Linked DNA regions of Homo sapiens: regions 2, 3 and 4 are each linked to region 1. The links are chromatin contacts, found by Hi-C or POLR2A ChIA-PET in ENCODE. All regions are on one chromosome and are shown on one strand. Each heading gives the region's core, a stretch centred on a gene start or an enhancer-like site at or near the end of the contact. The rest is flanking DNA. Distances are from core to core; before and after follow the strand shown. Region 1 holds the start of TC2N (tandem C2 domains, nuclear). Region 2 holds the start of GPR68 (G protein-coupled receptor 68). Region 3 overlaps CCDC88C (coiled-coil domain containing 88C). Region 4 overlaps CCDC88C (coiled-coil domain containing 88C).

What was found. A loop is a pair of places that touch in the nucleus more often than their neighbours do. ChIA-PET counts read pairs that join two places held with the same protein, here RNA polymerase II (POLR2A). Pooled maps may share reads with other maps.
Region 2: a map of naive thymus-derived CD4-positive, alpha-beta T cell shows a loop between it and region 1 (5-fold over the local background). The contact joins the promoter of GPR68 here to the promoter of TC2N in region 1. A Hi-C loop is called at or near these places in 3 of 168 maps with a recorded cell type or tissue (CD4-positive, alpha-beta memory T cell, CD8-positive, alpha-beta T cell and naive thymus-derived CD4-positive, alpha-beta T cell), 4 of 37 single-sample maps with no recorded cell type and 14 of 50 pooled maps. POLR2A ChIA-PET finds 5 or more read pairs at or near these places in 4 of 52 experiments (T-cell, activated CD4-positive, alpha-beta memory T cell, activated CD8-positive, alpha-beta T cell and 1 more).
Region 3: a map of CD8-positive, alpha-beta T cell shows a loop between it and region 1 (3-fold over the local background). The contact joins the enhancer-like site here to the promoter of TC2N in region 1. A Hi-C loop is called at or near these places in 5 of 168 maps with a recorded cell type or tissue (CD4-positive, alpha-beta memory T cell, CD8-positive, alpha-beta T cell and naive thymus-derived CD4-positive, alpha-beta T cell), 4 of 37 single-sample maps with no recorded cell type and 13 of 50 pooled maps.
Region 4: a pooled map shows a loop between it and region 1 (4-fold over the local background). The contact joins the enhancer-like site here to the promoter of TC2N in region 1. A Hi-C loop is called at or near these places in 7 of 50 pooled maps. POLR2A ChIA-PET finds 5 or more read pairs at or near these places in 3 of 52 experiments (CD4-positive, alpha-beta T cell, Caco-2 and activated T-cell).

Annotation. Positions count from the first base shown.
Region 1 is chr14:91,862,594-91,870,399 of GRCh38, reverse strand. TC2N (tandem C2 domains, nuclear) reads left to right here and starts at 2,864. Exons shown (of 12, transcript NM_001128596.3): 1 at 2,864-3,138. FBLN5 (fibulin 5) reads left to right here. Exons shown (of 11, transcript NM_006329.4): 11 at 15-989. The coding sequence ends at 176. RefSeq lists an enhancer at 2,649-2,698.
Region 2 is chr14:91,241,447-91,249,252 of GRCh38, reverse strand. GPR68 (G protein-coupled receptor 68) reads left to right here and starts at 4,549. Exons shown (of 2, transcript NM_001177676.2): 1 at 4,549-4,956. RefSeq lists enhancers at 4,782-4,831, 4,351-4,852, 5,912-6,021.
Region 3 is chr14:91,316,079-91,323,884 of GRCh38, reverse strand. It overlaps CCDC88C (coiled-coil domain containing 88C), which reads left to right. Exons shown (of 30, transcript NM_001080414.4): 13 at 2,581-2,765. Among named protein-coding and RNA genes, the nearest start is that of GPR68, 75 kb to the right of the region's middle. RefSeq lists an enhancer at 7,385-7,774. Within about 2 kb of position 6,149, at least 23 of the 41 ENCODE cell types and tissues checked have a DNase peak (open chromatin) inside an H3K27ac peak, as active enhancers do; they include CD8-positive, alpha-beta T cell, where a contact is called at or near this core.
Region 4 is chr14:91,344,375-91,352,180 of GRCh38, reverse strand. All of the region lies in intron 4 of CCDC88C (coiled-coil domain containing 88C), which reads left to right. Among named protein-coding and RNA genes, the nearest start is that of CCDC88C, 70 kb to the left of the region's middle. RefSeq lists enhancers at 1,243-1,292, 1,413-1,462, 2,840-2,919. Within about 2 kb of position 3,725, at least 3 of the 41 ENCODE cell types and tissues checked have a DNase peak (open chromatin) inside an H3K27ac peak, as active enhancers do.

The DNA of each region.
Region 1 (7,806 bases), core at 1,615-4,114:
GGTTCTGTCCATAGCAAACGGGCCCCATCAGTGCCACCCTGGTGATGACACGCCCCATCAAAGGGCCCCGGGAAATCCAGCTGGACTTGGAAATGATCACTGTCAACACTGTCATCAACTTCAGAGGCAGCTCCGTGATCCGACTGCGGATATATGTGTCGCAGTACCCATTCTGAGCCTCGGGCTGGAGCCTCCGACGCTGCCTCTCATTGGCACCAAGGGACAGGAGAAGAGAGGAAATAACAGAGAGAATGAGAGCGACACAGACGTTAGGCATTTCCTGCTGAACGTTTCCCCGAAGAGTCAGCCCCGACTTCCTGACTCTCACCTGTACTATTGCAGACCTGTCACCCTGCAGGACTTGCCACCCCCAGTTCCTATGACACAGTTATCAAAAAGTATTATCATTGCTCCCCTGATAGAAGATTGTTGGTGAATTTTCAAGGCCTTCAGTTTATTTCCACTATTTTCAAAGAAAATAGATTAGGTTTGCGGGGGTCTGAGTCTATGTTCAAAGACTGTGAACAGCTTGCTGTCACTTCTTCACCTCTTCCACTCCTTCTCTCACTGTGTTACTGCTTTGCAAAGACCCGGGAGCTGGCGGGGAACCCTGGGAGTAGCTAGTTTGCTTTTTGCGTACACAGAGAAGGCTATGTAAACAAACCACAGCAGGATCGAAGGGTTTTTAGAGAATGTGTTTCAAAACCATGCCTGGTATTTTCAACCATAAAAGAAGTTTCAGTTGTCCTTAAATTTGTATAACGGTTTAATTCTGTCTTGTTCATTTTGAGTATTTTTAAAAAATATGTCGTAGAATTCCTTCGAAAGGCCTTCAGACACATGCTATGTTCTGTCTTCCCAAACCCAGTCTCCTCTCCATTTTAGCCCAGTGTTTTCTTTGAGGACCCCTTAATCTTGCTTTCTTTAGAATTTTTACCCAATTGGATTGGAATGCAGAGGTCTCCAAACTGATTAAATATTTGAAGAGAGCTTGTGTTTGGTTCATTTTGACATCATAGACGAGTCAGCCTTTGGGGTTCTAGTTCTGTTTAAACCTGTTTATTGTGCGCTGGCTTAGAAAGCTCTCCAGAGAGCTAGGGCATTATCTGTGACTCTGGCAAATTGATGGGAGGGGGGCGGTGGGGCAGAGAAATAGGGGTCGTGGGGAAGTTAGGGGGAGGCATCATCCCTGAGTCCTGTTTCATCTGATTAGAAAACAACCAACAATCCTTCTCTTACGTAGATTATTTCCGGTGCTCCTGCAGAACAGGAATGTATTCAAGTTACTTTAAACCAGTGGCCTTCAACCCTGGCTGCATAGACGGATAACCAGTAGAACTTTGGAGGAAAGATTGATTCCCCGGGACATGCCCCCAGACACTCTGATGTCATTGGGCTTAGGTAGGGCCCGGCCATCAGGATTTTTGAAAACTTGACTATGTAGCCAGAGTTGAGAATGTATTGTTATAAACCCTAGAAAGAGAGGTGGACAGATGGGGCTGGAGCCCTAGCTGCCTTGCCCTCAATGTCTTTTCTGCTCATTGTAGGATACATTATTCTTTTCCTGGTCAGGGCCTCTGGACATCCTTCAAGTCTTAGAACCCTGTGCAGGGGCCAAGAGAGTCAACATTGCAAGTCACAGGAGAACAGGTTGGGATGGCTGTCTTTATGTGCCATCCCAGGAATCAACCCAAGGCTTCAGGAAAAAAGTGCACTCCCTGATAGCTGAGGTGGAGTCTACAGATCCATCTGAGGGTGCTCCCATCCTACCTGTTGGTGAGGTATTCATTAAGGACCCCCACAGTGCCTATCAGGAGTTGTGTCCTGGACCCCTAGTCTTAGTAGGCATTCCACAGATCCTTGTGATATGGACAGGAGACAGGGAAATACTGGGTAGAAGAGGGTGGTTCCCTGGCAAAGGCCCCACCCTCAAGCCTGGGTACCCATGGCCCTAAATGAGGACAGCCATTCCTGTTTTCATCCCTAAAAAGTTGCCTTTTGGCCTGCCATGTCCCCTATCCTGTACCCATATAAACCCTGAACCCCAGGCTCCAGGCTCCAGAAGCAGACGGGGAGACAAGAAGATGAGCAGACATGAATGGCAGAAAAGCACGGCAAAGAAGGAGAGAAGAGAAGGAACATTGGGAGGAATTCGACTGGAGACGATCTGAAAACTGGCCACTGGATGGCCAAACTCCAGGGGAAGATCATCTTCCCACTCCATCCCCTGTCCAGCTCCCCATCCATCCTACTTAGAGCCACCTCCACCACTCAATAAAACCCCTGCATTCATCCTGCAAATCCATGTGTGACCTGATCCCTCCGGGATGCTGGACAAGAGCTCGGGATACAGGAAACTGTCACACTGGCCCTCTGCCCTGGCAAAAAGGGAGAGGGTCCACTAAGCTGGTTAACGCTTAAGCTGTCCACGGATGGCAAGGCTGAAAGACTGCACTGTTTCAGTGCCTACTCGGGCTTTGGAAGTCACAGACACCGACCCCGGGATGCTGTCATGGGGCTGGGGCCCAAAAGTGCTCACCCTGGTTCCTGCACCTGCCTGTCTGCGTGCTCCCCTTCCCATAAGGGGTTTTAGCTTGGGGTGGCTGAAGAGAGAGCCACACCCCTGTTGCACATCCTGTGAGGGGGCCAGGGAATTCTCCTGTTCCACTTAGTAGTATCTTAGGCCTTCAGTGGAAGGAAACAGCATGTTCCACGCCCTGTAGCATCCAAGAAGCTGCAAGTCCTCCCTCCTCACCCCAAGAGCATTTCTCACACCCACACCACACACCTCACTTTGCTGTTGGCTGTGGTTATTTTTTTCTCTAACTAAGCACATCTAAACCATGCCTAGTTGTGGTTCTTCAGTCAGGGTCAAGTGGTGTTAGCAATCACATCAGCACCAAATGGCTCAGGATGCTCTGGTTTCAAAGCTTATAAAACAGAGGGTGATTCCCTTGGGACTCACTCAGCTCGGCTCCGAAAAGCAAAGGCCAGAAGGCAGCAGTGAGCCTGGGTCCCTGCTGTGTAGGGAGACTCAGGGGCTGGGAAGAAGGATGGAATCAGAAATGCTGAAGGTTTACGTGAGCTTTGCACCGAGCGCCTCCGAACCACTGCCTCTGGGCTCAACAGAACACAGGGGTAAGTCTCCATGAACTTCTCAAAAAGAAAACTGGGAAGCTTTCTGTCTTGATGATTTGAGGACCCACTGGTTTCAGAGGTGCCACATTTGGAACCAGATCCGAGTCTTTAAGGTTTGTGTTTTATTTGTTCATGTCAAAATGTGGCTTCCTGCTTCTAAGAAAAGAAACTCAGGCTCATAAAAGCAGCCTCCAAGGGCTTCTTGGACCTCAAATTGCGCTTTCAAAATGTGGTCTGATGGGTTCAGTGTAAATGCACCAGAGGCATGTGGGATCCATTTACCTTAAAATACACTTGGGCCTAAAAATTAAGAGAAAAACAGTCCAGGGCAAAGTGTATACTGCAAAGTCAAGCTCCAAACATTTGGGAAACAGTTCTAGAGGCTGCTGGAACCCCAAATGCTACTTGCTTTACCTACCCCTTGGGAATCATCAAATGTTATTTTTTGTACAAGACTGGGGATGAGCCTGCTCTCTGATCCCAGTGCTGTGCTCTGCTGTGCAGTTCTAATGGGGCAGGCTGTTTCCTGGACCCTGAGATCTCCAGGCTCCCTGTGCCTATTCCTTGTCAGCTTTGCCCCATCCAGGAGCTGGGCTGAGCTTGTCAAGTGACCTCTGCTTTGTACCACTCCATCAGGTCCTGAAGAATGAAGGGTACCAAGGTGGAAGGGGCGCAGGATTAAGAGTAGGGACGCCTGCAAAAGCTCTCGTGTTACCACCTCATCTTCCAACTTTCATGTGGGTGAAAACGTTCATCCTAAATAATTGCTTCTAATTCTGAAGTTTTGTGATTCCTTGAAATGTACTTTGGGGATGACAGCCAGCATTTCCATTTCACTGCAATTTCAGAGTTTTGCAGTGGTTTGCCAATCATAACACTTTCTAATTGGCACAAAATCCACCTACCTGTTGCCTCTCAGGCTTGGGTAACATACTTCAGACACTTTCTTAGGTAAGTCTTGGCCCTTGGGGTGTTATTTGCCCAGATGGTAAAAACATTTAAGTAGGTCTGATTATTTCATTTTCAGTGGTTTCAACGCATTTTTGTGGCCTGGGTGGTTACTGTAATGTGCCCAAGTTGTTCATTCTGAGCCAACGGGGTCACCCACAGAGAGAAGACTTGACAAAGGAACTCTCCTCTACTCCCCTCTTGCCAGATGAAATATTGTTTGTAAAAGGTCTTTGTCTTGAGAGGATCACATACTTTGGTTAAGAATCCACTTTGGTTAAGCCGGTTGCTGGATTCAGAGACATGAACAGGATAGACAGTCCACCGATAACTTTATAATAACACCTTTTTAATAACACCTTTAATAACTTTTTAATAACTTTAAAAGTTATTAAAACTTTATAAAAAGTTAATCTAAAACTTTAATAACTTTTTAATAACACCTTTAGCCAGGGGTTTATGCAGCATACACGACAAAACTGGAATATAATGTGGTAGGTGCAGTAGCAGGGTCCACAAAATTATTTTAGTTAGATTTTAAAAATTATTAAGACATCTGTTTTATACAAGAAAAATTCTTATGAAAATTTATAGACATGTGTTTGAAATTTAGAATAAGTTGCCTCTGCTTAGAATTATTAAGTATTTTGAAAGGAAACACTAATAAATGCTAGATAAACTTTTTCTTTTTGATACAATTTGTGTTTACTTTAAATGCAATATTTTTTTATCTGAAAAAAAACGTGAGCACTTAGCAAATCTCTTCATTATTTTGGAATTGGCCAATGCTTATAAACTACAAACAAATATACAGATTGTTCCTTGTGCTGATATTTTTGTTTTCAAATTTCTTAGTCCTGTTACTTAACAAATGGCTGATATCTTTGTTGGAATCCCTGAACATAGCTAAAAGATGTTTTTTTAAAAAAAAAAAAAAAAAAAAACCAAGAGGCTCCAAGACAAAGGAGTGCACAGAGGCAAAATTTATCACTTTGGTAGCTTTTGCGGGGATGAAAGCCTCCAGTTAGAATGTTTGACTTACTAATGGTTCTTAATAATGAATCTTAGCCAGCAGCCATCAGAGAAATAAATCATTAAAGTGAGAAAATAGGTGTCAACACAGGAGTGATCTACTGAATTGCCATTTTGGTGTTCTTTCAGAGGGGAACTGCATGTTGACAGGCAGTGACTTTTTCAGGAATTTGGGATATTCTTGAGCAATAATGTAAAGATGAAGGCAGGGGGCTGGGCACAGGGGCTCATGCCTGTAATCTGGGAGGCCGAAGTGGGCAGATCACTTGAGGCCAGGAGTTCAAGACCAGCCTGGTCGACATGGTGAAACCCGTCTCTACTAAAAATACAAAAATTAGGTGGGAGTGGTGGCACACACCTATAATCCCAGCTACTCAGAGACTGAGGCAGGAGAATTGCTTGAACCCAGGAGGCAGAGGTTGCAGTGAGCTGAGATTGCACCATTGCATTTCAGCCTGGGCAACAGAGCGAGAGTCTGTCTCAAAAAAAAAAAAAAAAAAAAAAGATGAAGGCAGGGTAAATTGTACACACATACAAATACAGTGCCATTATGATACCTGTTTATTAGGATTTGAGAAATTAATTAACATTGATTTAAGGCCACAGAGTCATTGGATCACTTGATTCTGTTTAAAAGAAGTTTTCGTTTGGGTAGGATTGTTTTGGTTTCAACCTGTTCCTTTTTTCTAAGTCTTCGTTTCCAACCTTCTACTCAGAATGAATTTGACATTGCAAAACTGGCTTGTATCACGATAGCTACTATGCTTTAAAATAGGGTAGGTGCTTTGGCATCTTTGGAGTTTTAACGTATGAACCATTCATAATTTATCCCTAAAGCGAGTGTGGATTGTTTTATTTGTGAACGTTCTACATCCCCTGATCTGAAAACTTACCAAAAAAGCCAACATTGAGATGAAGCAGGGACCCCTTTTAGGGGCCTCCTTCCCCCTACTCCCCTACAAGCATGGAAATAAAGCGAAATCTTGAGTTCCTGCAAGGGAAATTCCAGGCACCCAGCTAGCCCTGAGAAGTAAGGAGCAACTTGGTAAACAAGAAGGTAATAGTAGCTTAAAACAATAGCCAGGGAAGTTAGAGTTGCGAGATGTTTGGTTCCCTCCAGAGACTAAAGGTAACATCTTAACATATATCCCTGAGTTGTTTTTCAGAAACCCAGACCCCCACCAAATGGATCCCCTGGCATGCAGACCTCAGGTAAGGGAGAACTGAGGACTGAATTCTGAGGACTGAATTCTGACCTCTGTTCTTTATTCTGGGTTTTTTTCTTTTTTTTTGCCAGGGTCTGGCTCTGTTGCCCAGGTTGGAGTGTAGTGGTGTAATCATAGCTTACTGCAGCCTCGACCTCCTGTCCTGTGATCCTCCCATCTCAGCCTTTCGAGGAGCTGGGACTACAGCTACGTGCCAACATGTCAGGCTTTTTTTTTTTTTTTTTTTGTAGAGATGGAGTCTGGGGTCTCGCTTTTTTGCCCAGGCTGATCTTGAGCTCCTGGCGTCAAGTGATCCTTTCACCTTGGCCTCCTAAAGTGCTAGGATTGCAGCTGTGATCCACCATGCCCAGCCTCCATTCTTTGTTCTAAACTTTTTCCTGAAGGGCCTGGAGGAAGTCACACCCACAGGCCAGACCCCACATTCTTTTCTGCTGAACCCAAGTCTTTTGACAAAGCTTCCCTTCTTTAACCAATTGCAAATCAAAAAATCTTTGAATCTACCTATGACTTTGTAAGCCCCCCACTTCAAGCTATCTCACCTTTTTAGGCCAAACCAGTATATAACCTCCATATATCGATTTACAATTTTGCTTGTAACTTCCACTTTCCTGAAGTTTACCCCTGCCTTTAGAAACCCTTGCTTATAAGCCATTGGGGAGGTCAGGTCTTAGGCGTGAGCTGCCCAATTCTCCTTGCTTGGTGTCTTGCTAATCAATCCCCTTCCTTCTCCCACTATAAAACTTTGGTATGAACGTTTGGCCTTACTGCGCTGGGCAAGCCCACTCCAGTTTGGTTTGGTAATGTCACTGAAACCAAGCTATGATATTTGTAGATACCTTAGATCTTTATGGTGATGCTGTAACCTCATAGTTTTGTTTTGTCTTATTTTGTTTTGTTCTAGTTCCACATTTAAAAAGATCTCATGGAGGTTTCCGCCCCAAGGCTGGCATTTCCACACAGCCAGTCTTTCTAAGCCAGTCTTTCCACACCAGTCTTTCTAAGAAGCAGCCCTATGGGCCAGTAACAGCTACATTTTTGTTGAGCAAAGGCACTATTAAAATCATCATCTACATCTTTCAGTAAAACCATAATTAGTCAAGGAGATCCTTTCAACTCAGAAGTCATACAGAGAGGTAGACTCCTTTGCTTCTGGCTTTTGTTGTTGTTGTTGTTCTGTTGGAACTTTGGAATGTGTTATCTTGTTAGGGCCTTCAATGAGATTAAAGAAAAGAATCCGGGACATCATTTTTCACCATAAAAGCTGGGACTTTTCATCAGTAGGTGGTGAAGAGTTCCCAGGTGTACTCCAAGAAGTTTTGGAACAATAAGGCACACCAAAAAGAAGCAGGCTGCCTCATTTGGAGTGACTGCAGGGATGGGGCAGGCCGCAGGGAGGAGAGGAAGTGGCTCCTTCCAGCAAATGCTGAGCCAAGTTGCCTTGTGCTCCTCACACTTGATCTGC
Region 2 (7,806 bases), core at 3,300-5,799, 620 kb after region 1:
CCTGAGCTTTCAGTGATAAAGCTGGGATGATATTTACCTGGTGGGTTGCTGTGAGGCATCAAGGCAGCCTATGGAAAGCTCAATGCCTTGCTTATACTGGGAGCTCAAAGCAGGTGAGCACCCACCCTGCATCCCCTTGCTCAGCACCCGTTTGTCATTTAGAACCTCAGGCCACCTTCTTTCTGTGTGAAGCATGTGTGAGGAGCCCTTGTCCCAGCTCCCTTGTACCACAGTGATAAAAACACTCAGAGCTCAATTTTTCCTTCCTTCCCTCCCTCCTTTTCTCTTCCTTCTTTCCTTCCTTCCTTCCTCCCCTCCCCTCCCTCCTTTCCTCCCTTCCTTCCTTTGGGTCTTTCTCTGTTACCCAGGCTGGACACTACAGCCTCAAACTTTCAGGCTCAAGGGATCCTCCCTTCTTGGCCTCCCAACTAGCTGGGACTACAGGTGCGGGCCACCACAACCAGCTAATATTTTAAATTTTTGTACAGACAAGGTCTCACTTTTTTGCCCAGGCTGGTCTCAAACTCCTGGCTTCAAGCAATTGATCCTCCTGCCTTGGCCTCCCAAAGTGCTAGAATTACAGCTGTGAGCCACCATGCCTGGCCCTTTCCATTATCAAGTATTTATTTAGTCCAAACACTTGTGCAGCATTATAGCAATTGCCATGGGGATACAAGAGATAAAGGTGGTCCTCAGTTCATGTTAGAAGGGCAGAATCAGGCCGGGCGTGGTGGCTCACACCTGTAATCCCAGCACTTTGGGAGTCTGAGGAGGGCAGATCACGAGGTCAGGAGATCAAGACCATCCTGGCTAACACGGTGAAATCCCATCTCTACTAAAAATACAAAAAATTAGCCAGGCGTGGTGGCGGGCGCCTGTAGTCCCAGCTGCTCAGGAGGCTGAGGCAGGAGAATGGCGTGAACTCGGGAGGCGGAGCTTGCAGTGAGCTGAGATTGCGCCACTGCACTCCAGCCTGGGTGACAGAGCGAGACTCCATCTCAAAAAAAAAAGAAGGGAAGAATCTCGGGCCCTACCCCAGACCTACTGAACTGAACCAGAAGATACACTAACAAGATTCCTGGGAGATGTATAATACATGCACACTAACATTCGAGAAGCAGCGCTGTACAGGGTTTTTGTTTTGTTTTGTTTTGCTTGACACATGGTTTCACTCTAGTCGCCCAAGTGTGATCTCGGCTCACTGCAACCTCCACCTTCTGGGCTCAAGCAATTCCCCAGCCTCAGCCCCCTGAGTAGCTGGGACTACAGGCACATGCCACTGCACCCACCAATTTTTTGTATTTTTTGTAGAGACGGGGTTTCACCATGTTGCCCAGATTGGTCTCAAACCCTGAGTCAAGCAATCCACCCGTCTCAGCCTCCGAAAGTACTGGGATTATAGGCATGAGTCACCTCACCCAGCCAGCACTATACAGGGTTTTAAGTAAGTATCACAAGGTGGGTGTGGGAGGCAGAATAATGCCCTCTCTAAAGAGGCCCAGTTCTTAATCCCCAGAACCTGCCACTGCGTTACCTTACGTGGCAAAGGGAGATTAAGGCAGCAGGTGGAATTAAGACTCCTAATCAGCTGACCTTAAAGTAAGGAGTGATCCAGCATTGTCACAAGCAAGGACCCTTTGAAGTGGAAGAGGGAACATGAGAGTCAGAAGAGGAGATGTGATGTGAGAAGGACTCAGTTGACTGCTGTAGGCTTTGAAGATGGAAGATGCCACAAGCCAAAGTATGCTAGAAGTCTCTAGAAGCTGGAAAGACAAGGAAATGGATTTTAGAGCCTCAAGAAAGAATGCGGCCCTGCAGACTGCAGTTTTGATTTTAGCCAGTAAGATCGATGTCATGCTTTTGACCTCCAAAACTGCAAGATAAGAAATCGATGTTGTTTCAGCCAGCCACGGTGGCTCACGCCTGTAATCTGAGTACTCTGGGAAGCCAAGACAGGTGGATCACTTGAGGCCAGTAGTTTGAGACCAGCCTGGCCAACATGGCAAAACCCCATCGCTACTAAAAATACAAAAATTAGGGCCAGGTGTGGTGGCTCACGCCTGTAATCCCAGCACTTTGGGAAGCCGAGGTGGGCGGATCACCTGAGGTCGAGAGTTCAAGACCAGCCTGACCAACATGGAGAAATCCCATCTCTACTAAAAATACAAAATTAGCCAGGCATAGTGACACATGCCTGTAATCCCAGCTACTCAGGAGGCTGAGGCAGGAGAATAGCTTGAACCTGGCAGGTGGAAGTTGCCGTGAGCCGAGATCACGCCATTGCACTCCAGACTGGGCAACAAGAGCGAATCTCAAAAAAAAAAAAAAAAAAAAAAAGTTAGCCTGGTGTGGTGGCGCATGCCTGTAATCCTAGCTCCTTGGGAGGCTGAGGCAGGAAAATTGCTTGAACCCAGGAGGTGGAGGTTGCAGTGAGTGGAGGTGGTACCACTGCACTCCAGCCTGGGCAACAGGATAATCCCTGCCACACAGAGTTGATATAAGGATTAAACAAAGGATGGGCACAGCACCTGGTGCAAAGCAAATGCTCAGGAAATGGTAAAGGGAGCTCTTGGCACTGAGCCACTCCAGGCTATTTTCTAACTCCTTGAGGGCCAAGCACATGAGAGAGCATGGGCTCTTTTTTCTCTTACTGAGCTAGCATTTCACAAAGACCTGGGCTCAGCCAATTTGAGTAAAACCAAAGAAAGTTTCACCCCTCCTTCATCCCAAAGGCATGGTCCTTACTCCAGGTGCAGTAGGGCACATGCTGCCAGCAGAGGGGCTGGGGCAGCTTGCCAGCCCCTGGCAGGGCTGGAGGCGGGAGGGGACACCATGCCATTAGTGGTTCCTGCAGGTATAGACGATGATGGTGTAGACGGCCGGTGTGTGCACACCCTGTTAGGACAGGCCACCCCGTAGAGGGCCAGAGGTGCTCTCTCTGGCAGGTTGTGTCCTAGGGGTAAGCCAGGCAGTCACTGCTAAGTCAGTTCTGTGCTCCTAACCCCGCGTCCTCCTATATGACATCAGGGAAAGCCAGCCACACTTCCGCAACTCAGAAGTAGCACGTGTGTCTAAATGCACGCTACTGCACCACAACAAGCTGAAGCCTTTGCTCGTAACATAAGGCCTGCAAGAAGCAACTGACGTAGGAAACTTTTTTTTTTTTGAGACGGAGTTTCGCTTTTGTCGCCCAGTCTGGAGTGCAATGGCATGATCTCAGCTCACCGCAACCTCTGCCTCCCAGGTTCAAGTGATTCTCCTGCCTCAGCTTCCCGAGTAGCTAGGATTACAGGCATGCGCCACCACCCCCAGCAAATTTTTGTATTTTTAATAGAGATGGGGTTTCACCATGTTGACCAGGCCGGTCTCCAACTCCTGACCTCAGGTGATCCACCCGCCTCGGCTTCCCAAAGTGCTAGGATTCCAGGCGTGAGCCACCGCACCTGGCCGGAAATAGTTTTTAAAAGGCCTGCTATGTGGTAGCATTTGCTTGGAGGGCCCAGGCCCCACTGAAGGGGATTTCCTTAGACCCCCTACCAACAGAGTGAGGGCAGTGGAGCCAAGGCTCTTGGCATGAATAAGATGGGCATCAGTGTTTTAAACTGTGTTGGTCCCCAGAGCAGGGACCAAGCACAGGGCTCTGGCCACTTCCAGCAGGAAGGACTCGCACCCCCAGTGGCCCCATGCACCGTATCTGTTGGCTTCCTGGCTCTGGCAACGTAGCTTATAATCAGCTTCCAAGGAGTCTGCCTTGGAGGGAGGTGGTTACGCCAAAATGCTGGGCCTTTCCATCCTCCGTGTTATGTGTGTGAGGGAGGGAGTTTAGTAAGTGCTCCTGAGAGCCAGAAGGGCCCCCGGGGCCAGAGCCCTGGGCTTGATTCCTTCTCTGGGGACCGACACAGTTGAAAACATTGATGCCCGCCCTATCCTTACTGATGCCCAGAGCCTTAGCTCCACTGCCTTCGCTCTGCTGCTCTGCCAAACAGGATCCTACCTGCTTCACCACATCCGTGGCTGCCCACCTTCACTGCACTTTAGAACAGTCCAGGGAGCTTTAGAGCCACTGATGCTGGCACGTCACTTCCAGGAAACATGATTTAACCAGCCCCGGGTGGGGCCCGGGCATTGGTATTTTTTTTGTAGGCTCCCAGGTATGTTCTCATGCACATGGCCAGGGTTGAGCCCCAGTGACCCAGATGTTGGCGGCTTCCCCCACCCTTGCCTGGATCCCGGTATCCTGTAGGTGCTGAAAGGTGGCTAGAATTAGCCCACCCCCTCCTCCTGTATCCCCCCACCACAGTCCTGAGGGCACCTGCCCCTAGCTCAGGCTTTCACATTCCCAGCGAGGCTGCTCACTGACTCTGGGTTGCATGGAGAGCAGAGGAAGATGCGTGGAGAGAGCCATTCCGCCGCCCTCAGCCTCTGGCTGGCGAGTGGTTCCTCGGCAACCGCCCAGCCTGACACCAGATTGGAGTTCACATGATTCTGCCTCAGCTCGGGAATGGGCAGCCTCCAGCTGGGGATTTTCTAGCCGGAGCTGGGAGGTTCAGGCTGCGGGAAGTCGCTGGAGGGAGAGCTGGGATCGTGGCTGCAAGGGTGCCCAGGCTCCTGCAGAGCCTCTGCAGGAAGCCCAGCTGTTTGAGGTTTGAAGGCAGAGCCTAGCTGGGGCAGGCAGAGTCAGAGAGGACTCGTTTCAGAGTCCCCCCTCAGAGGACTCCCTCCATCCTGATTTCAGCAGCTGCCTGCTCCTCACCTGGTTGCAGAGACCACACTGCCTTCCTGGGGCCCTGAGGCTCTAGGAGAAGCTGGAAAGCACAGGTGGGGGTCCATCCAGCTGTTTCCAAACTGCGGGTTGTGACCCATTCATGGGTCAGTAAATCAACTTCATAGCTCATGACCTGCATTTAAAAAATTGAAATAGAATAGAAATGATCAGAGTGCGTGGCAAGAAGTAGGGTAAGTATTGCTTTGGGGAAGTTTGTTGCTTTGTACAGATGTGTGTGTGTGTGTGTGTGTGTGTGTGTGTGTGTGTGTCTGTGTTCTGGGTCGCGATGTCAGGTGTATTTCTTGCTATTGCTTGTGATCCAAAAAGCTCAAAGGCAGCAAGTTGGTGCCTAGACACGTGGGTTCTGGATTCAGATCCACCCCAACTGACTGTGTGAGTTTGAGCCTCCCTGCATTAGCCTCTCTGGGCTTCAGGTTCTGAGAAATGGCTTAGCAATGCCAGCCCACCTGACTCACAGGGACTTCGTGGGCCCAGATGGGACTGACCTTTGAAACAGTGACAAGGGTTCTAGAAGTGAGATGCTATGGTCCACGTTGTTGCTGGAGTGAGGCGATCTGGGGGGAAAATGGGGACTAAGGAAAAATGCATCCTGATGTTTCCCCTCTCCTCAGAGGGAAAAATAAAGCACTTTCAGAAAATGAAACAGCCTTGCTTAAAGCATGCAGAGGTTTGGCCAACTGAAGGAAAAGGAAGCTGGGCCCTGGGGAAACTCCCCAGCTCTTGTGGGTTTGGGGTTCCGTGAGCAGCCCTGGCACCATGAGTAACTGTCTGTGTGCGTGCCGGTGTGTGCTGCACGAAAGGGGGGGCGAGTTAGATCACTATTTATGTGCCAGCTGGAATCCAGCATTTAGGCACCTCCGCCTTCTGACTTGGGACATGCAAGAGACTCCTAGCTTAGTCAGAGAGGCCTTTCCTTCCTGTTGGGAGCTTAATTTCTCTTGGTCATTAAAGTCCTCAGAGACCTCTATGCTGATTTGCATTTGCTAAAGATTTGCTTTCAGGCGTTGAGTCACTCTATAGTTTTTCTCAATTTTTTAGCTGGGTAATAAAGTGTTATTTTGATTCTTTTCTCCAATGCCTTCCCAAACTACGGACTGGCCACGTGGCTGGTTTTCCTCAGTGGGCGTTGAAAACATGGTTGACCTGCTAAAGCATAGTCCAGGTGAAGGGGCCAGGCCAGGACCAAGCCTGGTGGCCATTGCTGCAGCATCTGTGAGGACTGGAGCTTGGCTGAGCTGGGGGCTTGAGGGTGGTGGTTCTGGGATGATCATGATAGTCAGCACAGCATGAAGGAAAGTATGGACCAGTCCGAGTTCCAGACCTGGCCTGCCGCATCTCAACTGCAGAGACTTCAGCAGGTTGGTTCATCTCTCTGAGCCTCAGTTTCTTTATCTGTAAAGTGGGAGCTGATGAGAGTGGTGTTGAAAGAGAGAACAGACATTCAGAAACTTGCCTGGCAAGTGCAGGGCCCTCGACAGATGTGGCTTAGTTCTTCTCTACATCTACGTTTTTCCATTTATGGAATATTTTCGCATCCACTGTGTTCTTTGATTTTTGAGGAGGAAGGTTCCTGTGGAGATGAGGTAGAGGGCAAGTCAGAGTTTCCATCTGGGGGTGCCTGTCCTCAGGGAACAGTAGAAGGGAAGGCACTGGTGAAAAATCAGGACCCTCAGACCAGCTCAGGCAGGCTGAGCAGAGAGGGGACCACGGTGATTCCTCCTCCTCACTTTCCTGTTTCTATTAATGATATCCTCACTGTCCCAGCACCCAGCCTCAACCCCCCACCACTTACCTATCCACTCACTCACCTACTCACCTACTCACCTATCCACCCACCCATAATCCATCTGCCACCCATTCCCTCATCCATCTATCCATCTTCCCCTCACCTGTGCATCCATTTACACATTCACCCATCCACTTAGCCACCCACCCACCCACCCACCCACCCTTCCATCAGCTCACCTATCCACCCACCCATACGTCCGTCTGTCCACCCATTCACTCATCCCTCTATCCCTCTACCCCTCACCCATGCATCCATTTACACATTCACCCATCCACTTATCCATCCACCCACCCATCTATCCACTCACCTCTCCAGCTGCCCATATATCCATCTATCCAGCCATCCAGTCATCCATCTATCTGGCTACCCCTATCCCTCCATTTACTCATTCACCCTCCCACCTCTCCACCATCCATCCAACAAATAATTCTGGGGAGGCTATAAGGACCAGGCACCAAGAAAAATCTCCAATTTGCCCCTGGTTGTTCCCCACCTCCCTTGTAATTACTTGCCAGTTCTACAGCTTCACACTGTTTCCTCTCTCGCCCTGCCTACCTCTTATTTAGATCCAGTCACACCAACCTACTTTCAGTTCCGCAGAGCTGCCCCTTCTCTTCCTCTTGCATTTCGTCTGTTTCCACACATTTTCCACAGGTAGAAACTCTCCTCTGCTTCGGCAGCACTTCCTCTTTCTTCTGATCTTACTGTAACTGCCGATGCTCAGGAAGGCCTTTCCTGACAGGGTGAGGCCCCCACCCGTGAATCCTCACAAAACCCTGCGCTCTCTTTGTGAGCTTGTTTCACTTATCTTCTCTCCTCCGCCTTAGGACTAAAAACCACTTGTTACTAGGGGCCAGTGTCTAGTGTTGTGCCTTCCATATAATAGACACTCGGTGAGTATTTGCTGTATGAATGAATACTTGGGTGGACGGATGGATGAATGGATGATGGATGTTTGAATGGATGGATGAACAGATGGATGGATGGGTGGATGATTGGAGAACCATGGAAGCATTTGCAGCAGGGTGTGACTGGGTTAGATTTCTGTTTAGAGGATGGCTTTGAGGATAGTAAGATGGAGACAGGAAGCAGCCCAGGAGGAGGCTGTTGCACTGACTCTGGGAAGGAGCTCTTGACCAAGCCCATCTAGGGTGCTGGCAAGAGAGCTGAAGAGGAGGAGATGGATGTAGGAAATACTTAGAGTTGAAAATGGTAGAACTTGGAAATTAAC
Region 3 (7,806 bases), core at 4,900-7,399, 550 kb after region 1:
CTGTGTGAGAAGTTAGCTGTCTGTGCTTTGATATCTGTGCGTAGTTCTGGGGCCTGAGGGCTGCACAAGGGGGTTCCCCCAAATCCCTTGCCTCTGGAAGTCCAAGTTGGGGGCGCCCCCTGGTGGAGCAGAGAGGTGGTACAAGCAGCTAGGATGGTCTCTCATCAACTAAATATTTGTTAGAGACCATGGTGGCTGGTGAGAAGGCCTCACCGATTTAGACCATTTTCTATAATGTGTGAGCTCTTTAAAGTTAATACCGTGATTTATTCTTAGTGTTGTCAACTCCTAGTGCCTAGCTAGGAGCTGGCATCATTCTAGTGTTTGCTAGAATGATGGCATCGTGCAAGCAAAGCCTGAGTGTATGGGGCAGTGGCTTCGAGAGCCAGAAAGACCTGGCATAAAGCCTTGGCTTCTCTGCTGGTTAGCTGGGTGACCTAGGGCAAGTACTTAACCTCTTAAAACTTTAGTTTCCTTACCTGCAAAATAGGGGTAATGAACCTGCCTCACAAGATGACTGTGAGGATGAGTGAGAGAAAACAGTGAAGCAGGAACCCCGGCTCTGGCCCTTGGTGTGTTCTGTAGAGGGCAGCTCTTCTTGTCTGTCTTACTAAGACATACCCAGTTACTCTGGTTGCTGGGGGGTGCTGACGAGATTTGCACTAGTAAAGAAACACTGGGCCGGGCAAAGTGGCTCATGCCTGTATTCCCAGCACTTTGGGAGATTAAGGCGGGCAGATCACTTGAGGTCAGGAGTTCAAGACCAGCCTGGCCAACATGGAGAAACCCCGCCTCTACTAAAAGTACAAAAATTAGTCAGGCGTGGTGGTGCACACCTGTAATCCCAGCTACTCAGGAGGCTGAGGCCGGAGAATCGCTTGAACCTGAGAGGTGGAGGTTGCAGCGAGCCAAGATCACACCACTGCACTCCAGCCTGGGTGAGAGAGTGAGATTCTGTCTCAAAAAAAAAAAAAAAAAAAGAGAAACACTGGCGTTTTAGTAGTAAACCATTGTGTCGTTTTAATAGTCTTCAAGGCACTGACTTTAATGGAAGAGGAAATGAAACATCGATTCCATTGTTTAACTCACAGAACCTTAAAAATTAATCTCTGTGGTCAGTTTGGGAAGGTGAAAAGGGATGGTGGTGATGGTTGCAGAAAAGTGTGCTTGTACCTAATGCCACAGATCCAAACACTTTAAAATGGCTAAAATGGTACTTTTTAAATATATTTTTCTGTAATTTTAAAAATGGGTTCACCCCCATGAATTCTGCAGAGACACTGTCCAGATGACCACAGGTTTTGAAATAATGGAGTCTTATTTGAGGCTTGGTGTTGAAGTTAGGTTAGTTTCATTTACAGCTTATTTGGGATGGAGCCCTCCAAGCGTCCTTGTATGTGGAGTGTGTGTGTGTTTATGTGTGTGTCAGTGCTGGGCTGGGGCCAGGTACACACCATCCCCTCCACTTCTCGCCTGCTGTTGGTTTGGGTCTTTAGGGCGTTCTGGCCTGTTGGGTGGTCCATGTCGTTATCCTTGGTAGAGGATGAAGACTCAGAGGGAAACGAGATGCTGTTCAGTCTTTATGATCACCCGGGGAATCTGAACCACACACATTTCCAGATTTATGTGTTTGCTGTGAAAGCCATCACCCCCCTGTACCCACAGCCCCTGGGGTGAAGAGGTAGGGGGAGGAATCGCTGTATTAGCAACAGTGTGGAAAGGCCCCAAGAGATGAGGACGTGGCACTGGGTTGGGTAAATGAAGGGGGGAAGAACCGGGCTCCTTTCTTAAGAGGGCTTTTGCATACCTTTTTTTTTCCCCTCCCCAAAACAACCCCATGACTTACCTAAAATCATGCACCTGCTTGTGGCAGGAGGGGGCCAGGAACTCCCATTCCTGACTCAAGACTCTTCCCTTCTCCATTTGCACCTGAGCTGTTTAAAAGCAGAGTAGATAGTCTGCCTTTTACTATTTTTAGCTTATTTTTCATCTCATTTAGAATTTTAAAAGTAATTTGCATACACTATCACAGTTTTCTTCAACATAATTGTGAAGTCACAGAAAGAAATCTCTGCATAGCATCTCATCCAGGCTGACAAGTGCCCGACACATGTTCCAGTGTAGCTTTCTACCACCCATGGCCAACGGGAGTGGTCAGTTACGTGCCCCTGCCTGCTGAGCAGCCGAGATGTCCATTATGCTCTGGGGGGTATGGAAAATGTCACCTGTGTGTCATCTCTGTTAGCCTCTAAAATCCTTGATTGGACAGTTAGGATAGCAGCCTGATAGCCAGATGGTTCCCAGAAGTGACACAGCCCTTGCATTGGCTCCTGGACTGTAACCTGCCGCCTTCTTGAGCCCTGGATTGCTGCCCTGACAGACCCCAGCAAAGCCTGCAGAGGAGCCCTCGGGCACTGGGAGTGGAGGGGCAGGAGGAAGGGTCCCCAGCTGACCTGTGGGAGCTCCTCCCCAGCCCCTTAGACCCTGGACTCCGGGACTGATGACCATCTCGGAGCTTGGGGCAGAGAGTGGAAGTGGAGGCCCACAGACCACTGGGCTCTGACTGGACTTTGTCTTCAGCCTCCAGGAAGTCGTTTGTGTTTGAGCTGAACGAATGTGCGTCCAGCCGCATCCTGAAGCTGGAGAAGGAGAATCAGAGCCTCCAGAGCACCATCCAGGGGCTGCGGGACGCGTCCCTGGTGTTGGAGGAGAGCGGCCTCAAGTGCGGGGAGCTGGAGAAGGAGAACCACCAGCTCAGCAAGAAGGTACCTCGGCCTCCTTAGGCCACCGGGGAAGCACAGAACCCTTGGGCACCCTCCCATCCTCCCCAGTGATTGTCTGGAGCACAGACAAGGAGGGGGCCAGGTAGAGCATGCAGGTGTCAGGCAGTGGACAGAATCCAGGCGCAGTCACCGCTGATTATAATAGGAATGGGAGTGAGGACTGGGGAGAGCCAGAGGAGGCGTGGCCCTGTCCCTGCTTCGCTGCCATTAGAGGATGACCCGGACATGTGACTTTCTTGTGCCTCATTGTCTTCATTTGTGAAATGGGGTTGATGGGGTGCCTGCCTGTAAAAAGAAAACTCCCTCGTTCTCTTCCACGCCACTGCTCCCAGTACCTCACTGCTTATACCAGGGGTGTGGGGTTTTCCCCATATCAAGCAGTTCTCAAGTTCTTGGGGGACACCAGCTGGGTATCCTACAATTTAACTCAATTCTGACACTACAGACCCTGCAGCCTAAGGGCTCAGTCCCACCAGACTGCCTCCCACTTCAGGTGCCAATCCAAGTCCGGATTGTCACCTGTGCTTCTGATCGGCTGGCTGCAGATCAGAGGTTCCCACCACCCCCTTCGTGGGCTCCGCTATTGCCTAGATGGCTTAGTATTCCTTGTTTATTACAAAGTATACAACGCACAGGCAGAACAGATGCACAGGGCGGTGGGTGCGGGGAGTGGTGCCACGCTACCCTGTCCTCTGCGGGTGCCCCTCCAGCACCTCCACATGTTCACCAACCTGGACACTTTTTGACCAAGTCCTTTTGGGTTTTTATGGAGGTTTCATTATATAGGCATGATTGATTACATCATTTGCCATTTGATTAGCTCAACCTCCAGGCCCTGTCTCCTCCCTGGAGGTAGGGGAGGCCTGAAAGTTTCATCTCTCTAATAACATGGTTGGTTCCCTTGGCAACCAGCTCCCATCCTGAGGCTCTCCAGGAGCCCCCAGTCCTCATTCATCTTAGCATACAAGAAAGACACCTATCCCTTTGGAGATTCCAAGGGTTTTCGAAACTTGTGCCAGGAAATTTAGCAACAACCAAACACACATTTCTTTTTTTTTTTTTTTTTTTTTTTTTTTTGAGACTGAGTTTTGTTCTTGTTGCCCAGGCTGGAGTGCAATGGCACAATCTCAGCTCATTGCAACTCCACCTCCCAGGTTCAAGTGATTCTCCTGCCTCAGCCTCCCGAGTAGCTGGGATTACAGGCACCCACCACCACACCCAGCTAGTTTTGTATTTTTAGTAGAGACGGGGTTTTGCCATGTTGGCCAGGCTGGTCTCAAACTCCCGACCTCAGGTGGCCCACCCGCCTCGGCCTCCCAAAATGCTGGGATTACCAGCATGAGCCACCATGCCCGGCCCCAGACACACATTTCTTATGCTGGCTGTTGTGGGGATTAGAGGTGGTAGTGTGTGTGACGGATTCGGCACATAGTAAGCACTCAATAAAAAGAGAGCAGGGCACTGTTATAAAGCATGCAATAGGGACCCAGGGAGAAGAACCAGTAAGGTACCGAATACCAGACGTTGAGTTGTTGACTAAAGTGATAATGAACATCTTTGGGGCTGCAAAGCCTAGGTCTGTATGTGTGAGGCCACTGACGGAACACCTTAGGGTCTTGCTGTGGTAAAACAAGCAGGTCAGTGCTTTCTCCCTCCCCTGGGTTTATGGGATGGGGAAGAAGAGATAGCTGAACTGTGTTCTGTTTTAATGACAGCTGTTAGGTCTTCCTGGGAGCAGAGTAGAAGCCAGACACCTGGGTGAACAGATGAGAGTTTGCAAGCCAGTCTTGTTCTACAGTTAAGAGGATCCCTGTCACATGGCAGATTCCTTCTCAGGTGCAGGAAGGGGCCAATGAGAGACTAGGGATTGCCGACAGGTCTTGCTCATTCCAGGTCAGAGGACCTCTCATCCACCTGCCTCACACTGTGGAGGCACTGGTGTACTGTGGGCTCTGAATGCACCAGCTGTCAGATTCCAGTCGAGGGAGGAGGCCAGAGTGTTCTTGCGGGCTGACTGCCATGCAGGATGGGCAACCCTCAGCCAGCTCAGCTCATCCTGAATTTCCCTCTCCAACCTCAGCCATCCAGCTGTGAGTCCTGGCAGTGTCATTTACTGAGGCATGACTGTGGCAGGACACCTGGGTCCCTTGGCTCTGCAGGTTCTTTTTTTTTTTTTTTTTTTTTGGACGGAGTCTCGCTCTGTTGTCCAGGCTGGAGTGCAGTGGTGCAATCTCAGCTTCCTTGCTATCTCCATCTCCTGGGTTCAAGCGATGCTCCTGTCTCGGCCTCCCAAGTAGCTGGGATTACAGGCATGTGCCACCATGCCCAGCTAATTTTTGTGTTTTTAGTGGAGATGAGGTTTCGCCATGTTGGCCAGGCTGGTCTCCTGACTTCAGGTGATCTGCCCACCTCAGCGTCCCAATGTGAGCCACTGCACCCAGCCACTCTGCAGGTTCATGATCTCTGAGGCTGGGAACAGGTCCCCCACTCCTGGGAACTGGTCCCTTGAGTTCCCTCATGGGACTTCTACGAGGCTCCTCACTCTTGTCCCTTTGAACTTTGTGTGCCTTGCAGCGTTTGAGCTGCCAGGTGGTTTTTCCTCTCTTTGTAGGACAACAGAAGACACCCCCGTCTCATGCCACATCTTCTGGTGCAGGGCAGCATGGGGAAAGTGACTCGGTTTTTTGAGACAGGGTCTTGCTCTGTCATCCAGGCAGGAGTGCGGTAGTGTGACCATGGCTCACTGCAGATTTGACCTCCAGAGCTCAAGTAATCCTCCCACATCAGCCTCCCGAATAGCTGGGACCACAGGCACGTACCACCACGCCCAGCTAATTTTTTTTTTTTGGAACTGGGGTCTCTTTATGTTGCCCAGGCTGGTCTCAAACCCCTGGGCTCAAGCAGTCCTTCGGTCTCAGCCTCCCAAAGTGCTAGGAGCACAGGTGTGAGCCACTGTGGCTGACTCAGTGTTTTGGTTTCTTAGATTCATGTGGGCCTAGCACGGGAAATGTCTTCATAAGTGGCAGCCCAACCTTGGCCATGATAAAAATAATTGCCCTTTAGGAAGATGAGAACCTCCAGCTCTGCAGGTCCTCACGACGCTGCCCCAGAAAGCCTGCAGTATTATCTCTCTGGCCTAGTGATATTTTGGGGCCCCTTCTGGCAGGTCACCAGGGTGGTGCCCAGGCATCTCTCTGCCCTGTCCTGTCTGCTGTGGCCCCTCCTCTGTACAAACAGGACCTGGCGGGGGCGTCGCCCACCCACCACAACTCCTTATGCTGATCTCTCAGGCCCTACCCACTTCCTCCCTGGCCCGACGCCAGCCTCTCCTGCCGTGGCCCTCGGGAGGCCCTGTCTTGGCACACACTCTCTGGTCGTGGGGGCGCCGGAAGGGAGGGGCCGCTGTTTGCAGGCAGGGCTGTCCTGTGTCTGAAGCCTGGAGCTCTCTCCTCCCTCTCGTCCTTGGCCTGCCCTGAGCCTGGCTGGAATCTGGCCCGACCCTGCAGGGTGGTTCTCCCTTCACTCTCTGTCCATGTCTCACTGACTGTTTTATTGGCCCCAGTGCCCAGCCCAGAGTCTGACACGTAGAGGGTGCTCGCCAGCATTTGACAGGTGAACCCTTCAGCACCAGCAGGAGGCAGGCTGTGCTTCAGGCCTGGCAACCCTCAGCCAGCTCAGCTCATCCTGAATTTCCCTCTCCAACCTCAGCCATCCAGCTGGCATTTCCTAGTCAGTAAGCAAGCCCGTTGGCCCTGCTGAGTCCCACAGGGGGCCCCTAGTGCCAACCTGGCTCTTCATCTCACCCCGAATGTAGCCCAGGCTGCACGCTTGCTTTGGTCTGGGACCTCTGGAAACCATAGTTCCCTGAAGTTAAAACATCTTTCTCTCTAACTCAAGGCACCTCCATGGGTCCTAGAGAAGCCCCCTCCCTCCTCTGTGTCTGTAGCTTTGTATTGAAGTCATAAGAGTTCATTCTTTGAGTCAGGAAGGAAAAAGAATCCTTATTTTTAGAGGAAGAGGGGCAGCCCTTTGGGGGCCTGTCATGAGAGGCAGGAGCAGCTCATGTGAAGACATGCAGCCTGGGGGCTGAGGGGCAGGGTCCTGGCACCCACAACTCCCAGGAAAACCTAATGCTGCACCACATGAGACTGTTGCCCATGCCAGTGGCTGCAGGGAGGACAGGAAACCCTCTGGGGGCCAGAAAGTCTGCAGCCATCCCATACCTTAGCCCAGCAGGTTCATCAGGTGCACAGGTCTTCTTCGGGGATGGACCGGAGTATAGGACAAAGAACCACAGAATGAGAAAGATGAGGGGTCCATCAGGGGTAGGTAGGACCCAGGAAATCACACCTTTAGACCAGAAGCAACAGCAATCAGAAATGCAAGGGTTGGCCGGGCACAGTGGCTCATGCCTGTTAACCCCAGCACTTTGGGAGACCGAGGCAGGCGGATCACCTGTGAGACCAGCCTGGCCAACACAGTGAAATCCCGTCTCTACTAAAAATACAAAAATTAGATGGGCGTGGTGGCAGGCTTCTGTAGTCCTAGTTACTCAGGAGGCTGAGGCAGGAAAATTGCTTGAATCTGGGAGGCGGAGGTTGCAGTGAGCCAAGATCATGCCATTGTACTCCATCCTGGGCGACAAGAGCAAAACTCCATCTCAAAAAAAAAAAAAGGTTGAGTCAGAATCTGCATTTCAGCAAGGCGGGCACTCGTGTGCAACGGGGAGCATAAGGACCTCTGTTTAGGTAGTTCATGTTTAGGAGGGCTGCGAACAGGTGGGTTCTGGCATAAGACCTTGATGTCAAGGAGATCACTGGGTGGCTGTCCAGGCCAGACAAAATGTGGCCTGGCCTGTGAGGGAGATGGTGGAAGTGTGGAAGGGGTAAGAAGGACAGGGCTTGGTGACACATTTCCATGGAGGTGAAAGAGGAAGAGATATAACAGAGGGCCACTTGAGCAGCCAGGTGACATCACCAACTGAGGCAGGAAGTCTCCAGGAGGACAGGAAGCTGGGTGCGTG
Region 4 (7,806 bases), core at 2,476-4,975, 520 kb after region 1:
CTACTCTCTGTGGCCACCGCCGTCTGCGGAGGAGGGAAGAGATGCTATTTGTCAAAGGTCTTTATGTTTGAGTTTTCCACGTGGTGGTTGGGAGGGACCCTTTCCCAGAGCGTCCCCTGCCTGCCCTAGCTCCTCGCCCCTTCCCAGGGCAAACTTGAGTCTCAAGCTGCAGGCTTGTGGCTGATTCTGCTTTTCTGGTCTTCAGTTGTTTGGTGCTGGGAAATGAATTCGCTCTCAGCTTCTGCAGGCGTGGCAGGCAGGTGGGGTAGGAGGTCATTTTTGGGGTGAGGGTGCTCCGAGGGGCTGATATTTCAAAGTGTTCTACATGACCTGGGGGTAGCTGTCGTCTGTTGTGCGTGGTGGTGCTGGGGTATCTGTGGGGGTGGGACTGACTTGACATGGGCAGCAGAGAGACACTAGAGTAAAGGGCCACTAGTCAGAGTGCCCCCGGGAGGCTCCTGCACCATTCCACACAGGCATGCAGCTTAGCGCCTGCCAGAGTCCACGTTTGATAAATATGTGTGCCTGGTTATGTTAATGCCGGGGGGTGGGGGCACGTGGTGACATGAGGATTCCACAGGGGCCGCTCCCCAGAATGTGAGCCCGTGCGTAGAGGTGCCTGCCTCCTTCCCCATGGGTGGGGACACATATGATGGAGCATCCCCATGTGCCCACCCACGGGGAACTCTCCACCTTGAGTATTCCTCGGCAGTGCCTAGGAAGTACCCCAACTGTTAAAATAATAATAAACAGCTCTTCTCGTTGTAAGCTGAGCCCTCAGGAGGGCCCTCAGAGCCGTGCCCATGTGAGTGAGTGTTGGGGTGTGCCCGTGTACTGAGGAGAGACAACAGGGTCGTGTTCAGTGCACTGCTGTTTTCAAATCACTGTGACAGCCTCGTGAGCATCCTTATGAAATAACTGGTTTTTAAGTACAAAACCAGGGAAAGCAGTTAGTGGTTCACACCAGCATGTAAGCCAGAAGAGAAGAGAATGTAGAATAAGTAAGCACACATACGTGCCGTAGAAGAGAGAAACTGAAACTGCTCTCTTTGCGGTTCTAACCCAGGTACTTGATGCTAACAGTTAACCTCACTCAGTCAGCAAACGCTGGTTAAACAACCTGCGTGGGACCACCGGGATCAGAAGCGAAACCACATAGCTCCCTGCTTTGGAAGGAAACATAAATAAGTTAGGAGATGGTAGGTAGTGGTGGACCCGGGGACAGATCTTAGTTCTGTGACTCAGCCTTTCTGAGCTGCATCCTTCTATTTCTGAGATGGAGTCATCATGCCGTCCTCGGGGGATTGCTTTTAGAATTAAGTCACATGGTAGCATGCCGTATATTAAGGTGCAGTAATGGTGGTCTGTAGGAGGGAAGGGCAGAATTACTCTATGGAATATGGTCAGTCCTTCCAGGTTGTGAGGGTTAAACCCTGAGCCTGGCTGGTCATTTGCAGGTCCTGGGCCTCTGTGGTTGTGGGGAGCTGAGTTAGCAAGACAGAGGAATCAGTTTCACTGCTTTATCTCTGACCCCTGTTCGTCTGTGGAGAGACATCACTGTGCCTTTGACCCCAGCAAGGGCAGAGAGTGTGCAGTTTGGGGCAGGAAGGGAAAGGGATGCTTGCCTGCCATTGCTTAAATCCCCAGCTTCACACCTCAGTCATTGTTTATACACAACAAGAATTAGTTCCTGTATCCAGAAATCAGAAAGTGTCTTCTGTCTGGGCATGGTGGCTCACACCTGTAATCCCGGCACTTTGGGAGGCCAAGACGGATGAATCACTTGAGGTCAGGAGCTCAAGACCAGCCTGGCCAACATGGTGAAACCCTGTCTCTACTAAAAAATACAAAAATTAGCCAGGCGTGGTGGTGGGTGCCTGTAGTCCCAGCTACTTGGGAGGCCGAGGCAGGAGAATCTCTTGAACCCGGGAGGCGGAGTTTGCAGTGAGCCGAAATTGTGCCACTGCACTCCAACCTGGGTGACAGAGTGAGACTCTGTCTCCAAAAAAAAAAAAAAGTGTCTTCTGAACATGTGCATGACTACAGCTTAAAGAACCAGAGTGGAGTCAAAAAGGACTATACACATTATGTACCAGTCATGGAAGGAAGATAGGTTTTGTTCCATGTGTTAACTTCCATTAACTGGTAGTCTGTGGAGGGCTGTGTTCAGAAGGATTCTGAGGCCTAGTTCCACCCTAAGTCAGAAAGTGCTGTGATTGACTAATCATGTCTGCCATGGACTCAGAGTTAGCAAGTCGGGGAATTTTCAAACCTTGATATAATGCACATTTTAGAGGATGGTGTATTTTAATTGTGCAACTACTTTTCTATCCTCACCTCTGCCCTTAGAAACGTGTGCTATCAGGCAGTTTCCCTTTTGTTTTGGAAGCTTATGACTGTTAACGTCTGCAGCTTTCTATATAGCTTATGTTGGCCTGCCTGCATTGCATTTCTGCTAAGAAAGGCTGGGGTGAATTTCTTTGTGTCAAGACTCCAGGAAGCAGGTAGTAAGGTAAGGTTTTTCTTAGACTCAGCTATTGACTCAGGCCGTCCTGGGATTCCCCCAGGGGTTCTCCTATTCTCAACAGAGTGTAGTTGTGTTAAGTGTGGAGTGTGTCCGGTCTGATGTTTCTCGATCCCCGCCCGCAGTGGTTGCTTGTGACTTTTTTGGTGTAGAAATTCACGTCGTTTTATAACCTGCCCCCGTTTCTCCCTCTGAACAGCAGCTCGAGTAAGTGTAACCATAAAGCACTTATACTTTGACAAGCAGCGTGCTCTCTTACCTCTTGGCCTTCGCATGTGCTGTTCCCTGGGCCTGGAAAGCCCACACTTGCCTACCCGATAAGTCTGTCTCCTCCTTATCTGTGGAACTCAGCTCAAAGGTTATTCCCTTTAGAGTCCTTGCCCTGGGCCTTGCTGCAAATTAGAAGTTCCTTTCCCGGGTTCCCATAGCATTTATCAGCTTTCTGATTGCTGGTTTGGCTCCCAGCACATAGTAGGTACTTGGCAGGGAGCTGTCTGTAGGTTTGTTTGATCTTGGCCTGCTTGACTGTGTCACTGAGCCAGTCTTACTGGCAAGGACCCAGGAGGGAATCTTCTGCTGTGTTTTGAAACTATTCAAAACCCACAATCTGGTAGATTTATGGAAATAGCGGTTTTTCTTATGACTGAAATCCTGAAAGAAATTGGGCATCGGCTTCTCATGAGAAATGAGGAAACTTCTGCTTCCCGCCCTGGGCGCTTTTTAAAAAAAAATTTTGTAGGAATCTGTAGGGGTGGGGATCACAGGATGTTTTTGTTAATAAGCAAATGTTTCTATTCACTCAGCCTGGTGAGAGCAAGCATCACTCTGCTTCATTTGAATGAGGGCAGAGGTGAATTTCTTAGTAACCTGTTCATCACCAAAGAGTTTATTTTTTTCATGAATATTTTTCTAAACTTAATTCTCTACCTTTAAAGCCTTTTTCCCTCCTGTTACAAACCTTAGCAAACAGGAATCCATACTCTTCTAACCTGTGCTGTGGGTCAGATTGTTTTCTTGATGTCTAATGGGTGTTGGGATGAATGAGGGAATGAATGAACTCAGGGTTGTCATTGTGTGTGATTGCAGGGTGCTGAGAGAGTAGAACCGTTTGCTCTGTCACCAAACAGCCTCGGAGTGTTGTTTGTTTTTGTGGTGTTTTTTGTTTATTTGTTTGTTTTGGAGACAGGGTCTTGCTCTGTCGCCCAGGCTACAGTGCAGTGGCACAATCAAAGCTCACTGCAGCTTCACCCTCCCAGGCTCAGGCGATCCTCCTACCTCAGCCTCCCAAATAGTGCACCACCAGGCCAGGCTAATTTTTTTTTTTTTTTTTTTTTAATAGAGATAGGGTCTTGGCTGGGCGCAGTGGCTCACACCTGTAATCCCAGCACTTTGGGAGGCCAAGGCAAGCAGATCACTTGAGGTCAGGAGTTTGAGACAAGCCTGGCCAACATGGTGAAACCCCATCTCTAATGAAAATACAAAAATTGGCTGGGCATGGTGGTGTGCGCCTGTAATCCCAGCTACTCGGGAGGCTGAGGCAGGAGAATCGCTTGAACCCAGGAGGCAGAGGTTGCAGTGAGCTGAGCTTGCACCACTGCACTCTAGCCTGGGTGACAGAGCGAGACTCCATCTCAAAAACTCACCATTTTTTATGGCTGCATAGTATTCCATGGTGTATATGTGCCACATTTTCTTTATCCAGTCTATGGTTGTTGGACATTTAGGTTGGTTCCAAGTCTTTGCTATTGTGAATAGTGCCACTATAAACGTACGTGTGCATGTGTCTTTATAGCAGCATGATTTATAATCCTTTGGGTATATACCCAGTAATGGGATGGCTGGGTCAAATGGTATTTCTAGTTCTAGATCCCTGAGGAATCGCCACACTGACTTCCACAAGGGTTGAACTGGTTTACAGTCCCACCAACAGTGTAAAAGTGTTCCTGTTTCTCCACATCCTCTCCAGCACCTGTTGTTTCCTGACTTTTTAATGATCGCCATTCTAACTGGTGTGAGATGGTATCTCATTGTGGTTTTGATTTGCATTTCTCTGATGGCCAGTGATGGTGAGCATTTTTTCATGTGTTTTTTGGCTGCATAAATGTCTTCTTTTGAGAAGTGTCTGTTCATGTCCTTCACCCACTTTTTGATGGGGTTGTTTGTTTTTTTCTTGTAAATTTGTTTGAGTTCACCCGGCCTCAGAGTGTAGTTTTGAGCCCTCTAGTGTGTGTGCAAGGTTTCTGGTCTCTTCCTTGCTCTCAGAACACCATCAGTGAGCCTCTCTAGCACTTTCCTCCCTTTTAATTTGCTGTTGTAATGTGCTTTGGGCTGGGGAAATGGATCACCAGAGTTGTCCAAATGATTCTACAGTGTGATGTAATTAGTTTATTTGGGGACTTTGCTGCGAATAGAGTACATAAAGATTTTCTGTGCAAACCCTGACTTCTGTTTGGGCTGATCTCAGGCCCTTAAGTGCTTTCTTAGTGTTTCAGCTCCTGTGGTGGGTACAGTACCAGGTGAGTGGCCTTTCAAAAAGTGAGTCTCATTGTAGGAAGACAAGCCAGTGACGGCTGGGAAGGGTCTGTGCCTCTTATATCCAGCATGGGCATGTGATGAGCACTTGCCAGTGATCTGTGGGCCGACAAAAGGGAAAGGGGGAGGTGGGTGACTTGGGCTGAGCCGGCAAGCACTGTCAGAAAGACTGATTGGAGGCTTTGTTAACACTCATGTGGGCATTCCCTTTTCTCTCTCTTTTTTTGAGACAGAGTCTTCCTTTGTCGCCAAGGCTGGAGTGCAGTGGAGCAATTTCAGCTCACTGCAACCTCCGCCTCCTGGGTTCAAGTGATTCTCCTGCCTCAACCTCCCAAGCAGCTGGGATTACAGACGCGTGCCACCACGCCCAGCTAATTTTTGTACCTTTGGTAGAGTCGAGGTTTCACCATGTTGGCCAGGCTGGTTTCGAACTCCTGACCTCACCTCCCACCTTGGCCTCCCAAAGTGCTAGGATTACAGGCATGAGCCACTGTGCCCAGCCCCTTTTCTCTTTATCGAAACTAAAATTAAGTGGCTGATGAATAGCTCCACGTTAATAGGGAAGTGAGTCACTGTGGTGATATTTATTCTATGGATTAGAGTATCTTGGGCCAAATAAAAGATCTCAAGTAAAAAAAAAAAATCCTAAGATTTTGAGAATTTTTCCATTTCAAATATTGATGAATTTCTACACTTACTAGCAGGAGAAGGATTTAACCTTAGAAGATTGCTTTGCAACGCTGAGCCTTATTCTCAGGTGTGTCCTCCAGAGCAGGAAAGTGGCCTTAGACCCTGTGGTCCAACCCACCAGTCTCTCCCTGCCCTGCCTTCAGGCTGGGGGGCGGGGTGTGTTTCTGGTTCAGTGAACCCCCAGTTCCCAGTTCTGAGGCTTGACAATGATGTCATTATCTCAAGGAAAGCCAATTTTAGCTATTTCTCAGTTGAGGGGTCTTAGGAGGAGGTCGCATATTCATTCACTACTTATACCCAGGGATCTGAAATGAACCGCAGCATTGGTTCTCAGGACGGCGGTTTGGTTTTTTCATCCCGGCAGTCTTTGACACTTTGGGACACTGTAGCCCAGTGTGTGAGTTGGTTAAGTCTTTTAAGAGAAGAAAGCTATTTCTGGCATGTCCTTTCTTCCTCAATACAATAGGATATAACGAAAAAGAACACATAGATTTTTTTTTTTTTGAACCTGAAAGGGAACCCTGCACATTACCCAGGCCATTTTATAGATGTGGAAACTGAGGCTTGGAGACAGAGTATGGCTTGTCTGGGACACACAGTTCCTGGGTGACCAAGCCCATCGTCTAGGCGCAGGTGTTCTGCTGCTGTTTAAGTGTTTGAGATAGATAAACAGGTGAAGATGCATTCAGCCCCAAGCACAATCAAAGAGACACAGCTCAGAATGACGAAACAGGATTTTTGGCCTGATTGACAAAGTTGGGAAAGTGGTGAGGTAAATGTTGATCAAGGGTAGGAAAATGGGAATCACCACACATTTCCCAGGGTGAAATGGCAGAGCCTGTCTGCAGGGCAGTTTGTCAATATGAAAAGCTTAAAAAGGGAATGCATAAAGAATTAGCTACCATGATATTCTTTATAACATTGTTTAGATTGAAATATTTTAAGGCCGGGCACGGCTGCTCACGTCTGTAATCCCAGCACTTTGGGAGGCCGAGGCGAGCAGATCACGAGGTCAGGAGTTCAAGACCAGCCAGGCCAACATGGTGAAACCCCCGTCTCTACTAAAAATTCAAAAATAGCAGAGCGTGGTGGCGAGCGCCTGTAATCCCAGCTCCTTGGGAGGCTGAGGCAGGAGAATCGCTTGAACCCAGGAGACAGAGGTGGAAGTGAGCCAAAATTGTGCCACTGCACTCCAGCCTGGGTGACAGAGTGAGACTCTGTCTCAAAAAAAAAAAAAAAAAAAATATATATATATATATATATATATAAATTGAACCTCTGGAAGGGGTATTGGTTAAATAAGTTACTGGCCTTGATTTACAAAGTAAGTATGCAACCATCAAAAAGGTGCAGTGGCTCACACGTGTGATCCCAACACTTTGGAAGGCTGAGGCAGGAGGATCGCTTGAGCCCAGGAGTTCAAGACCAACCTGGGCAATATTATGAGACCCTGTCTACAAAAAATACAAAAGTTAGCCAGGTGTGGTGATGCGCACCTGTAGTCTAGCTACTCGGGAGGCTGAGGTGGAAGGATCACTTGAACCCAGGAGGTGGAAGCTGCAGCGAGCTATGATTGCACCACTATACCCCAACCTGGGCAATAGAGTGGGAACCTGTATCAGAAAAAAAAAAAAGGGGCCGGGCGCGGTGGCTCAAGCCTGTAATCCCAGCACTTTGGGAGGCTGAGGTGGGCGGATCACGAGGTCAGGAGATTGAGACCACGGTGAAACCCCATCTCTACTAAAAATACAAAAAATTAGCTGGGCGCGGTGGTGGCCGCCTGTAGTCCCAGCTACTCGGGAGGCTGAGGCAGGAGAATGGCATGAACCCAGGAGGCAGAGCTTGCAGTGAGCCGAGATTGCACCACTGCACTCAAGCCTGGGCGACAGAGCGAGACTCCATCTCAAAAAAAAAAAAAAGGATGGCTTTATGTTATCTTATAGAATTTACTTTAGAATACTCCAGCCAAACAAACTTAAAAGGGGGAAGGAGGAGGCAGGTAGAGTGAGAGGTGCAGAATGTTGATAATGTGAGGCTGAGTGTATTGTGGAGGTTCATTA